Regions from separate parts of the Homo sapiens genome. Here regions 1 and 3 are each linked to region 2. A link is a contact called in ENCODE Hi-C or POLR2A ChIA-PET data. All regions are on one chromosome and are shown on one strand. Each heading gives the region's core, a stretch centred on a gene start or an enhancer-like site at or near the end of the contact. The rest is flanking DNA. Distances are from core to core; before and after follow the strand shown.

Evidence for each region. A loop is a pair of places that touch in the nucleus more often than their neighbours do. ChIA-PET counts read pairs that join two places held with the same protein, here RNA polymerase II (POLR2A). Pooled maps may share reads with other maps.
Region 1: a map of naive thymus-derived CD4-positive, alpha-beta T cell shows a loop between it and region 2 (4-fold over the local background). The contact joins the promoter of ERRFI1-DT here to the enhancer-like site in region 2. A Hi-C loop is called at or near these places in 1 of 168 maps with a recorded cell type or tissue (naive thymus-derived CD4-positive, alpha-beta T cell) and 10 of 50 pooled maps. POLR2A ChIA-PET finds 5 or more read pairs at or near these places in 1 of 52 experiments (PC-9).
Region 3: a loop to region 2 is called in a pooled map, with 4 times the contacts of the local background. The contact joins two enhancer-like sites. A Hi-C loop is called at or near these places in 4 of 50 pooled maps. POLR2A ChIA-PET finds 5 or more read pairs at or near these places in 2 of 52 experiments (CD4-positive, alpha-beta T cell and RWPE1).

The regions. Positions count from the first base shown.
Region 1 is chr1:8,024,185-8,027,996 of GRCh38, reverse strand. It overlaps ERRFI1-DT (ERRFI1 divergent transcript), which reads right to left and starts at 1,504. Exons shown (of 3, transcript NR_185980.1): 1 at 576-1,504. ERRFI1 (ERBB receptor feedback inhibitor 1) reads left to right here and starts at 1,688. Exons shown (of 4, transcript NM_018948.4): 1 at 1,688-1,839. RefSeq lists silencers at 1,603-1,652, 1,773-1,872.
Region 2 is chr1:8,523,919-8,527,255 of GRCh38, reverse strand. All of the region lies in intron 7 of RERE (arginine-glutamic acid dipeptide repeats), which reads left to right. Among named protein-coding and RNA genes, the nearest start is that of SNORD128, 31 kb to the right of the region's middle. RefSeq lists an enhancer at 1,846-1,895 and a silencer at 1,712-2,006. Within about 2 kb of position 1,920, at least 38 of the 41 ENCODE cell types and tissues checked have a DNase peak (open chromatin) inside an H3K27ac peak, as active enhancers do; they include CD4-positive, alpha-beta T cell and PC-9, where a contact is called at or near this core.
Region 3 is chr1:8,153,264-8,157,020 of GRCh38, reverse strand. No RefSeq gene overlaps it. Among named protein-coding and RNA genes, the nearest start is that of LINC01714, 54 kb to the left of the region's middle. Within about 2 kb of position 2,205, at least 12 of the 41 ENCODE cell types and tissues checked have a DNase peak (open chromatin) inside an H3K27ac peak, as active enhancers do; they include CD4-positive, alpha-beta T cell, where a contact is called at or near this core.

The DNA of each region.
Region 1 (3,812 bases), core at 255-2,754, 500 kb after region 2:
GTGAGAGAGGGCAAAGATACTTCAGATTCTTTTTCTTTTTTTTTTCCTTTTCGTGCTTAAGGCCTTGAATTCAAAATTAGGCCTTTGAATTAAATTAAAAAGAATGTAAGTAAATAATAGTGGGGGAAAGGCAAATCATTTCATGGGGTGTAGAGTTAATAGTTAACCTGATAATAAGGCCAGAATCTCATTCCATATGTTAAACTACCCCAATTAGCTAGTGATCAGTGTCTAACTATCAGGCATTATTGCTGAAGTGCAAGCAGGGGCTCCAGGAGGCTAGAGGTCAGCGACAGGTCTCTGGGCTCTCCCAACAGAGGACCAGCCAGGGAATTTGTTCTAGTTAAAACTAGAGGGTTTCCGTCTGTTTGCTTTTTTTCTGACTTTAGTCACTCTTGGTTTGTTATCATTTGTATTATTTATTTTACGGTTAAACTATAAGCCTAAGTTGCATCACTGGCGCCCCGAGAAACCTCCTCCCACAGGCCCGCTGGGGCTTTGTCCTTGGGCATCCGTGGCCTCTCCAAAGCCAAAAGACGTCGGGGCCAGCTCAGGTCGCCTGAGTAAACACAAACCTGGGAAGCCGAGGGCCCCCTAAGTCAGTAGTGAGGGAGCTCCTCCTGGAAACCCACAGCGACCCTGAAGGGCTCAACCTCGAGCAGGACCTTTCCTCCATATTCCAACGCAGTCAGAGGAGCCCTGGGTTCCCCCCGCGTAGCCTCACCGCCCCACGCCGGCCCACTCTGTCCCCTCATCCTCCCTTGCTGTCCTACTCTGTCCCTCGCCATCCCTCACAGTCCCACACTGTCCCTCACCGCCCCTCACAGTACCTCACCGTCCACTGTCCCACACTGTCCCTTGACATCCTTCATTGTCCCTCACCGCCCCTCACAGTGCCTCACTGTCCACTGTCCCATACTGTCCCACACTGTCCCTTGCCATCCTTCACTGTCCGAGTCCCTCACAGTCCCAAAGTCCCTCACTGTCCCACAGTCCCTCACCGTCCCACACTGTCCCTCACTGTCCTACACAGTCCCTCACTGTCCCTCATCGTCCCGCACTGTCCCTCACCGTCCCACACCGTCTCTCATCGTCCCGCACTGTCCCACACAGTCGCTCACCGGTCCACACGGTCCCTCATCATCCCACACTATCCTTCACTGCCCCACACAGTCCCTAAGTGTCCCTCACTGTCCCTCCCACGCCGCAAGCCCAGTCGAGAGCGGCTCCCCTCTCCCCCTCCAGGGCTTCTTCGGCCCACACGGCCAGCGGCGGCCCGCGGAGAGGAAAAAACACACAATCTTGCCCGGAGCCTGAATTTATGGGAAATCCCGCGCGAAGCGCGATGTGCCCTCAGTTCGGGCAGGAACAGCGGCCGAGGCCCGGGTCGCCGCGGGCTTCTGAGGAAAGCTCGGCGTTGAGAGGCTCCCAGGGCTGCCGCACGGCTCAGGCAGAGGAGCGGAGCTGCGGCCGCGGTCAGCCCGGAGACGCCTCTCCGGGAGACAAAGCCGGCTCCCTGCAGCGCCGCGATACGCCACGGTGGGCCCGGCGCAACGCCTCGGCCACGGCATCGCCCCTTTAAGCGGCGCGCGCCCTGATTGGCTGCGGGAGGAGGCGGGGCGGGACGCGGCGACCTCACGGCCCGGCGGCCTATGCTATATATAGAGGCGGCGGCGGCAGCCGCGGCGACGGCGGTCCGGTGCGAGGCAGAGTGCTAGCGGGAGCGCGAGCCAGCAAGAGGCGCCTGCGCGATGTCCGGGCCCCTGAGCCCGCGGCGCTGAGCCAGCCGGGACGGACATGCGCGGGAGGGCGCCGCGGGGCAGCCGCCGCTCCTCCGGGGTAAGGGGCCTGGCGCGCTGAGGGGGTGGGGAGGGCCACGCAGCGCTCCGTTCCCTCAGGGGGCCCCGCGCCGGGCGCCGGGATCCAGGCGGCTCCCCGACGCGAGGGCGGGGGCGTGGAGGGCGCGGGGAGGGTCGCCGCGACGCGGAGTCTCTGGGATGGAGGGAGAGGCCGGCCGGTCGCTCGCGGGCTTCTCCCCATTGAGGTGTGGAGAGCGGGACCCTCCCCGGCGGCGCAGCCCGGGCCTGGGGACGCCGCGAAGTGCCGGCGCCCGCCGCCTTCTCCACGCCGGCTGTGGTCGTCGCGCGGCCCCTCGGCTGGCCGGGGCCATGCACCCGAGCGCCCGGGATACGTCCCCGCAGCACCGGGACCGCAGGAGCGGACGGGGGTTCGGGAGCGGCGAGCATGAAGGTCCTCGTCCCGCAGCCTGCGCTCGCGGGGTTGCCCGGCGGGGATGAGCGTCTTCGGGCCTGGGGGCTTGTTTGATTTTTTTTTTATTTGTAAAAAGGGGGTTGCGTTGTCTTGTTCACACCGTGTACCCGTAAATCCTGTCTTGAAAGCTGGGGTGGGAGGCTCGGCGATTGCTTGCGGTGGTTGGTACCGGTTCTCTGGCGGTCAGCCCCGCTCCCTCTGCCTAATCTCACAGCGACGATGGTAATGCCGAAATCAGTATTTAAAAATTCGTCTAAGCTGTTCTGAACTCTTCCTTCTCTCCTAGAAACGTGATTCTTTGCTCTGAGTGTCTTAAGTACGGCTTTGAATGGAATCGGACTGCAAAATTATGTGTTCAAGACGTGAATGCTTATTGGGAATTTTGTGTGTGTATTTATATGTATATCATAGCCCTGTACAAATTAGATGACTCTTTAACCGTGAATGGTGCTGTATTAGTGCTTGCTAAGTCTTTATTAGGATTTCATCATTGCTTGAAAGAAACCAGTCTCTTACCTGATAAAAATATGAATAGATGGTTAGTCATAAACTTAAGTCAGAATGGAGACTGTAGCTTTAAAAGAGATGTGTCGGTGACTTGAGGTACACCTGCAACACAGGTAGGGCAAGACTGGTTTCTAGGCAACTGTCAGGGGTGAAGAAAGGTGAGGTTAAAATGCCCTTTTTTTCCCTTCCAGAACAAATGTTCAACCTTTTATAAATGTGTAAGAATGCAGTGGGTACACACATTTGTTGAGACTGAACATCCCAAGTTCACCGTACCTATTTTTTTAACTGCATTTCTTTTCTTATATTTCTGTAATTACAATATACAGTTTTAAGTGAAATTTTATTTGAACAGAGACCAAAGACAGGCTAGGTATCAGCAAATGATCAAATTTTGCAAAGACCAAAATAAAAGAAGCTGGTTTCTTGCTAACATGCTGGCTATAATTGGTTACCAATATGTTATCAAGCAAGTTCTTTTCCAGATATTAGCAAGTTTGAAGAAAAATAACAAAGGATTTAGCATGGACTTCAGAAACTATTTGTCATTCCCTTTGCTTCAAGCAGAAGTTTATTTTCACCTGTGTGTTCCAGGGGACACTCGATAATAAGTGATAGAGGTCTTAGACTAACGATTTATAACCTGACAGATATATTAGATTGTAAACTCCTTAAGGGTAGGCACTCTGCCTTGTATAGCTTCTATCTTATGCAGCCTTGCACATAGTTGATGTTGATAAATAATTGCATGAAAGCATGTTTTACCTTTTAAGGCTCAGCAGGATTGGAGCAGTCATTGATAAGGGTTGGAAAGCAAATCTGTTTAATTTTTTTATGGCTGTTATGAAATGCCTGAATTATTGATATTTTTGACGGGTAAAACTGTTGTTTCAATCATCGGTTTTCCTACTTGCAGTTCACAATATATACTGGTCACTCTTTATAAGATTTAATTATGCTTGAGTTTTTGTGTGAAAATACCTCTTGACTGCTGCTTCTCAAAAGTTGAGCTAGATAATACTTCCTTTCTGCTG
Region 2 (3,337 bases), core at 671-3,170:
ACTTGTTTCATGTGTTAGGTCAAAGGAAAACGTATTTAAGTGTACTTGGCATTTCTTGTATTTTCTAAATTACATTATCGGCAGGATAAGAGTTTATTGAATCATAGTTTCAGAATTTAGTTTATTTCATAGCATAAACGGGAGTGCTATGGAAATGGAATTGATTCTGCATTCACTGTAGGAATCTTGAGGACACTGTGTGTTCTTTTCAACAGGCTTTAATTTCCTGACATTCCATTACATTTCTGGGAAACAGAATTGGCACTGCCCTTTCCTGCCCTATCTTGTCCTTTATAATTTTGGCGAGGTTCATGGTCTTCCATTTCTTTTTCTTTTTGTAACTGATTAATAATCTATAGAATCACCTCTTAGTTTGTAAGTGGAAACTAAGCCTGCACATCCAAAGCTAGGATTTCTTATATGGATCTGCCTTAGTATTTTGAATCAGGACCTCAAATGAGATTTTTGGATGTTCATGTGTTTGTGGCACGATGTTGAATCTTGAACCTTCCTGTCTTTCTAATTGTTAGAATTAGATTCTTCAAGCTAGACTTGATTGGGCTAGTATTACTTTAGGAAATGTTTTAATTTATTATTTGGGGAATGTTTTATTTATTATTTTTAGTTTCTTATCTAAGGAAGATTAAGCTGTTTGCAGAAAATACAGTTTTCTTTAGCTACCCTGCTCACAATACCATCTACACTGTGTCTGTACCTGTGTGACAAGGCCAAGCACTCCATAACTTTACCCGGATTGTTTGGTCTTTTTCAAAATGTTTAGAGTTTCAAAAAGAAATTTGTGAAGTTGCTTCTCTTAAGTAGCTACTACTATGTTTTTAAATGTGTTGCAGTATTTCTATTAGTTGATCTTGTGTGTAGTCATTCATATCTGTCTTTTGATTCTATTTCTTGGTGATCTTGCTTTTTAAAATCACCATTTACCTTAAAAAAAAAAAAAAAAAGACAAAACTTGCTGTTGTGCTGACAGAGCAGAGAGCATTTAACTGACGCTCCTCCGTGGCTTGGCTTGCTGAGTTCCTGACAGAGCAGGGCATTTAACTGAAGCCTCTCCATGGCTGGGCTTGCTCAGTTCCCTGCTGTTGGCTGTCTTGGATCCCCTTTCTAAGGCCCCACTTCCCTGCACACTAGCTTGGTGTGCAGGGAGAAGCTGCAGAGTCTGTTGGCTGGGCTTTATTTACGGAAACAGCAGGGTTGAGATTGATTGCGTCGTGGAGAGACAGTGTGTGGATGAGGGAGGGTCACAGCACATGCTCAGTCCTGTCAGAGTGAGGGGAAGTTTCTGCGTTCTGCGTGAAGGCTTAGGTCATAGCACAAGCTCAGTGAAAGCTCTATGAGGTCTCTGAGACTGCATGTGCCTCCATTTTGAGTTGTTAGTGTAGAAAAGGGCAGAGTTTTAGCAGAAAGTAAAGGTTCAGGAATCCAGCTAGACTCACCAGAGCCCGTGTTAGTCATGGATGATCCATTCAGCCCCTGCAGGTAGGCTATCTTCCCCTGGCCTCACCGAAACAGTGATGGGTTTTGCTGCTCTTTCTCACTTCTGAAGGTGTTTATGAATCATTTCATCATTCATAGTGCATGTTCCTGAGAGCCTTTAATTCAGCCCTAGCTGGCCATGTAGGTGGTATTGTGAAGCGTAAAATCAGAACTAAGAATGGGGACTACCGGAGAGGCATTCAGCAGATATAGAATGTGAAGCTTTGCGGGTCCCTCTGTCCCTGTCCTCTTCCCCTTACCTCTTCGGCTCGTAGTATAATCTTAACCTCAGTCGTGCTGGGTGTGTGTTGCCAAGCTTGTTTGCCTTCAAGACCTGCAGAGCAAGCCTGCAGGCCGCCCCCTTGCCTTGTGGCTAGTATGGAATGCCTGGGCCGCAGAGCAGCTCTGTTTGGATGTTTTAGGAAGGATGGTAGGTGGGCTTCTATTGGTTGCTTTGAAGGTGGGTGGAACCTTGTTTTGATTGAGAGCCTGTTTGCCAGAGCAAATTATAATTTTTGTGATCTTTTTCTGAAGTCTGACATATTCAGGGAACAGTTGTGAATTATGATTGCAACAATAACACCTTAAAATTGATTTTTTTAAAAATGAAAGGTTATGTCACATCAGTTTTTACTTAGTCTCTTGCCTTCAAAAGGAAGCAGACTCATCTTCCTTTTAGAGCTTATGGAAAATTCTTTGGCAATTAAAAAAAGTATGCATTGACTTTTGTGTTAGAAATTGAAGTTTAGGTATTTTGTTTATTTTTGTATCTGTTTTAGAATCGGATAGCATTTTTTGCATATGTGTATGTTGTCATGTGACTTGGAATTCTATTCTCTTAAATGGAGTAAAAAGAGTAGTTGGTGCTGAGAAGGCAGTCATTGACAAGGCCTCATTTCGTACCCACTGCTTGATAGCCAGACACTAGTTTCTTCTACCCAGGGGAAGTTGTGCTTTTGGGGTGTCCTGTTGCAGAGCAGGTTCAGACAGATGGCTTTCACTGTGGTTTATTTAGGGAGCCAGTCAGAATAAGATTTAGGACAAATTGAATTCTTACCCAAGTAGATATTAAATGAAGTTTTTGAATTATACTGTTTGCTCCTTTTTGTTTCCACTCCTTTTTCTTCTGATAAAGGTTAGAAAAAATTTGAATGCCACCTAAATTTTGTGCATTTGTGAGGATGGAAGAAAGCATACAATATAGAAGAATGTGCAACTGAAAAACCCTCATAGGAAGGAGAAGAAATTTACTATGCATTGATACAAGGAGAAATTCCTTGTGTAAGCTCTTAGTGGTGTAGTGTGAATTTGGAGTGTTGCATGGTCAACTCTTTCCAGGGAGGCCCTTGATTTTAGTGGAAAGTTTTTAGGAAGGCTAATGTTGGTGAATTCTAGTCACTGAAAATATTACTGAAGTATAATCTGTATTCTTACAGATTCAATTTTGGGATTGCAACTAAGGAGATGAATTGTAGAAGGATAATTTAGGGTGTGCGTTTATTATTTTTGTGATCAATTTTTTTACCCATGTGAGGGCTTTCTTCCCATTGTGACCATATTTATTTGGGCATTGCACTGGGGAGTTTTGGGGAGGTACCCCATACCATATAATGTTGCTTCTGGAACTCGCCTTATTTTACTCTGTTTAAAAGCACCATTGCTCTTCCTTCCTGCTTCTTTTAATAAAAGTATCCCTTCAATAGACGAGAGGAACTGGACACTGCACCACTTTCTGTCATGCACTTGTGGGATCTGGGCAGGACTCACATTTCATGCTCAAGGAACAAACTCATTGTTTGAGTCAGGAGAATATTGCCTTTCTGTTCTAGATCTTTACCTCTTC
Region 3 (3,757 bases), core at 956-3,455, 370 kb after region 2:
TTGCACGACTGCTCAAATCATTGGCCATTGGTGATTGGCCCAATGGTGGAGGGAGCAGTGAAAGCTCTAACCCTCTAATCCTGCCTTGGTCTTCCTGGTGGCCAGCCAGCCCCCAACCTGAAGCTCTGTAGGGGCACCCAGCCAACAGTCATCTCATTAGCACACAAAAAACACTCTTATCACGCTGACAATTTCAAGACCTCTAGGAGCTTGTGCTAGGAACACAAATAGAGACCAACTCTCTATTTCCCACAGTACCACACCAAGTATACCCAGAATTTGTGGGTGTGTGTTTTTTGTTTTTTGTTTTTTTCTGAGACGAAGTCTTGCTCTGTCGTCCAGGCTGGAGTGCAGTGGTGAGATCTTGGTTCACTGCAACCTCCGCCTCCCGGGTTCAAGTGATTCTCCTGCCTCAGCCTCCGGAGTAGCTGGGATTACAGGCGCCCGCCACCACGCACAGCTAATTTTTGTATTTTTAGTAGAGATGGGGTTTTGCCATGTTGGCCAGGCTGGTCTCGAACTCCTGGCCTCAAGTGATCCACCCACCTCAGCCTCCCAAAGTTCTGGGATTACAGGCATGAGCCACTGTGCCTGGCCAAGAATATGTGTCAACCAGTCACCACCTTGCCAATAAATTGGGGATTCCTAACCCAGTCATCCAACCAGAGGCTGCTCGGTTAATCTGAGAACAGCACAGGACTGGTAGAAAGGCATCCTGGAGCTGGGAAAACAGAGGGAAGCTCCCTCCACTAGAGAGAAACCTCTCCTCCAGAGAAGATTCCTCCATTATTCAACCCCCAGGGTTCAAAACAAAGTAAGTCTGCATTCACTGTGGTGGTTGGAAGGCCTGGGCATAAAGGATTGGGGCTGGGGGAAACTGAGGCTGTAAGGCGAACCAAGAGAAAGGCAAGGAGAAGCGGCCACTCCGAAGGCAGCAGGGACGCAAGTAGGAGTGACCAAGAAAATTAGCCAGGTGCTGTGGCGCACACCTGTGGTCCCAGCTACTGGGGAGGCTAAGGTGAGAGAATGGCCTGCGCCCAGGAGGTTGAGGCTGCAGTGTGCTGTGATTGTACCACAGCACTCCAGCCTGGGCAACAGGGTGAGACCCTGTCTCAAAAACAAAAACAAAAAAGGAGATGACCTAAAAGAGGAGCACTCCGTGGCTCCTCAGCCCTTGGAGAAGGAAGCTGCTTTGCTCTGCCGTGCTCCACCGGCCTCCTGCGTCCCCCTCCTCCCCTTCCTCCACCTCCAAACCACATTCCAAGAGAGGCGGGGACTGAAACCAATTGTTCCAGCCTGGGATTAGGCAAACGTGGGCCCTGTACCTTCAGCTCCGGTTCTTCAAGGACTTTCAGGAACCACAAAGCAGACATAGAGTGGAACACAAAAGAAGCGACTCATGAGTTAATTATGTGTAAATCCCATTGCAAAATCCATATTGTCTTAAACACTTTTTAAACTTCCCAAACATAGCAAATTCCACTGGGAAAAGCCAGGGTGGGCTCTTTAAAGATGGAGTGAGGGCCCTTGGATTCTTCCCAGAGCTGCCTAAGATGCAGATTTCTCCAAGGAAATTTTTTCCTAGGATTAGGATCAGAAAAACGGAGTGGTTTCCCCTTTTCTAATACGTATTGTATTATGTAATTAACTGCTTTTCCACTTTTTACTCTGTTCTCCTTTTTTAAACTTATTATTATTTCAAAAACATTTCTAGTTTTCAATAAATATATATGCATCTTTTCAAATTTCTGACTGTATATATAGCCTACAGCTTTCCTTTAAAAAAAATCTTCTTCCAAGATATAGTACAAAGAAATGGCTTCCTTCTTCATCTAAGAAAAGATTTTCGAAATCTAGATCTCAAAGAGCAAAAAGATCATCACATTCATTTTTATTTTTAGATAAAAATGCAATATATATTTTCACTTCTGACAACAGAATTATCTAGGATTTCACATGAACTTAGGTTTCATAAGATGTCACTTGTGTTTATCCGCTGCGCTTTGCCCGGGGCTGTCTGCCTTAAGATAGAGTGAGCTGCTCCAATAATAACTCCCTGAACACCTGAACACTGAGTCCATGGTGTAGACAGTCCTGTGAGCGCTACCTTAGCTGCCGCGGAGGCGCCGGCAAAAGCAGCTGCTCATCCGTCATTCCTGACAGCTCAGACCACGAGCTGCCTGGAGAGGCTCATGAACAAGTTCTTTGTCTTCAGGGGATGAAGAAAGTCCAGGCGTTTGTTTACTCTAGAGCTACCGGTCAGAAAGGGGTTTCAGCCTCGGAGTCTGCAACCTTTGTATAAAAGAACACAAAGTCAGTGATGGAAAATTAAGCTCTTTAGAAGGCTGATTTGGCTGGGCGCGGTGGCTTACACCTGTAAATCTGGCACTTTGGGAGACTGAGGCAGGAGGATCACTTGGGCCCAGGAGTTTGAGACCAGCCTGAGCAACATGGCAAAGCCCTGTCTCCACAAAAAATAAAAAATAAAAAATAAAAAAATAGCGGGGCAATGGTGTTGGGCACCTATAGTCCCAGCTACTCGGGAGGCTGAGGCAGGAGAATTGCTTGAGTCCAGGAGGTTGATGCTGCAGTAGTGAGCCATGATCGCACCACTGCACTCCAGCCCAGGGAATTGTGTGAGACTCTGTCTAAAAAAAAAAGGAAAGAAAAAGAAAAAAGAAGGCTGATTAATTAGCCTTAAACTCAGCTAAACTAGCGTCATCTTTACCACCCCTTAGCTGCAAAAAATGTTTCAAACCAAATGGCCCCCAGTGAGTGCACTCCTCAACCAGGCAAATAAAGGCACCCACCCACCCATCAGCCCAGGCCACAGAGCGCAAAGGCCGGGGACTTAGCAGCAGGAATCTGCTGGCACAACTGTCGCCATGGGCCTCTATCCGCTCTGGACACCCAGCACCTAGGCCAAGGCCAAGTGTTACAAGATTTGCCTTTTCCACTGAAGTGCAGAACGCTTTCCTGGTGGTTGTTTTGGGTGGCGGGGGGAGGGTGTTGAGAGGGTCAGGGGATCAGAATTTCCTGGTCCTTTTAACTATAAAAGATCTATAATGTTGTACATGTCTCTCTGCTTCTAGTTCAGCTAGCGTCATGCGAAATGGGGCTTTCTGCGTGACTGCACAAAAACCAGCAAGTCCAAACAGGAGGTGTCTTCCCAAGAGGTAGGCAGGTTGTGTGAGCAGGAGGGCCACCGTGAGAGGTGAATCCAGCTGGGCTTCTGGGTCAGGTGGGGGGACTTGGATAACTTTTCTGTCTAGCTAAAGGATTGTAAACACACCAATCAGAGCTCTGCGTCTGGCTAAAGGTTTGTAAACACACCAATCAGCACTCTGTAAAAACGCACCAGTCAGCGCTCTGTGTCTAGCTAAAGGTTTGTAAATGCACCAATCAGCACTCAGTAAAAACGGACCAATCAGCACTCTGTAAAATGGACCAATCAGTGCTCTGAAAAGTGGACCAATCAGCAGGATGTGGGTGGGACCAAATAAGGGAATAAAAGCTGGCCACCTGAGCCAGCAGCGGTAATCTCCGCCAGTCGTCTTCTAACTGTGGAAGTTTTGTTCTTTTGTTCTTAGCAATAAATTTTACTGCTGCTCAGTCTTTGGGTTTGTGCTACCTTTGTGAGATTAACAGTCACCATGAAGGTCTGCAGCTTCAGTCCTGAAGCCAGCAAGACCACGAATCCACCAGGAGGAACAGAGAACTCCACACACACCACCTTTAAGAGTTGTAACACTCACTG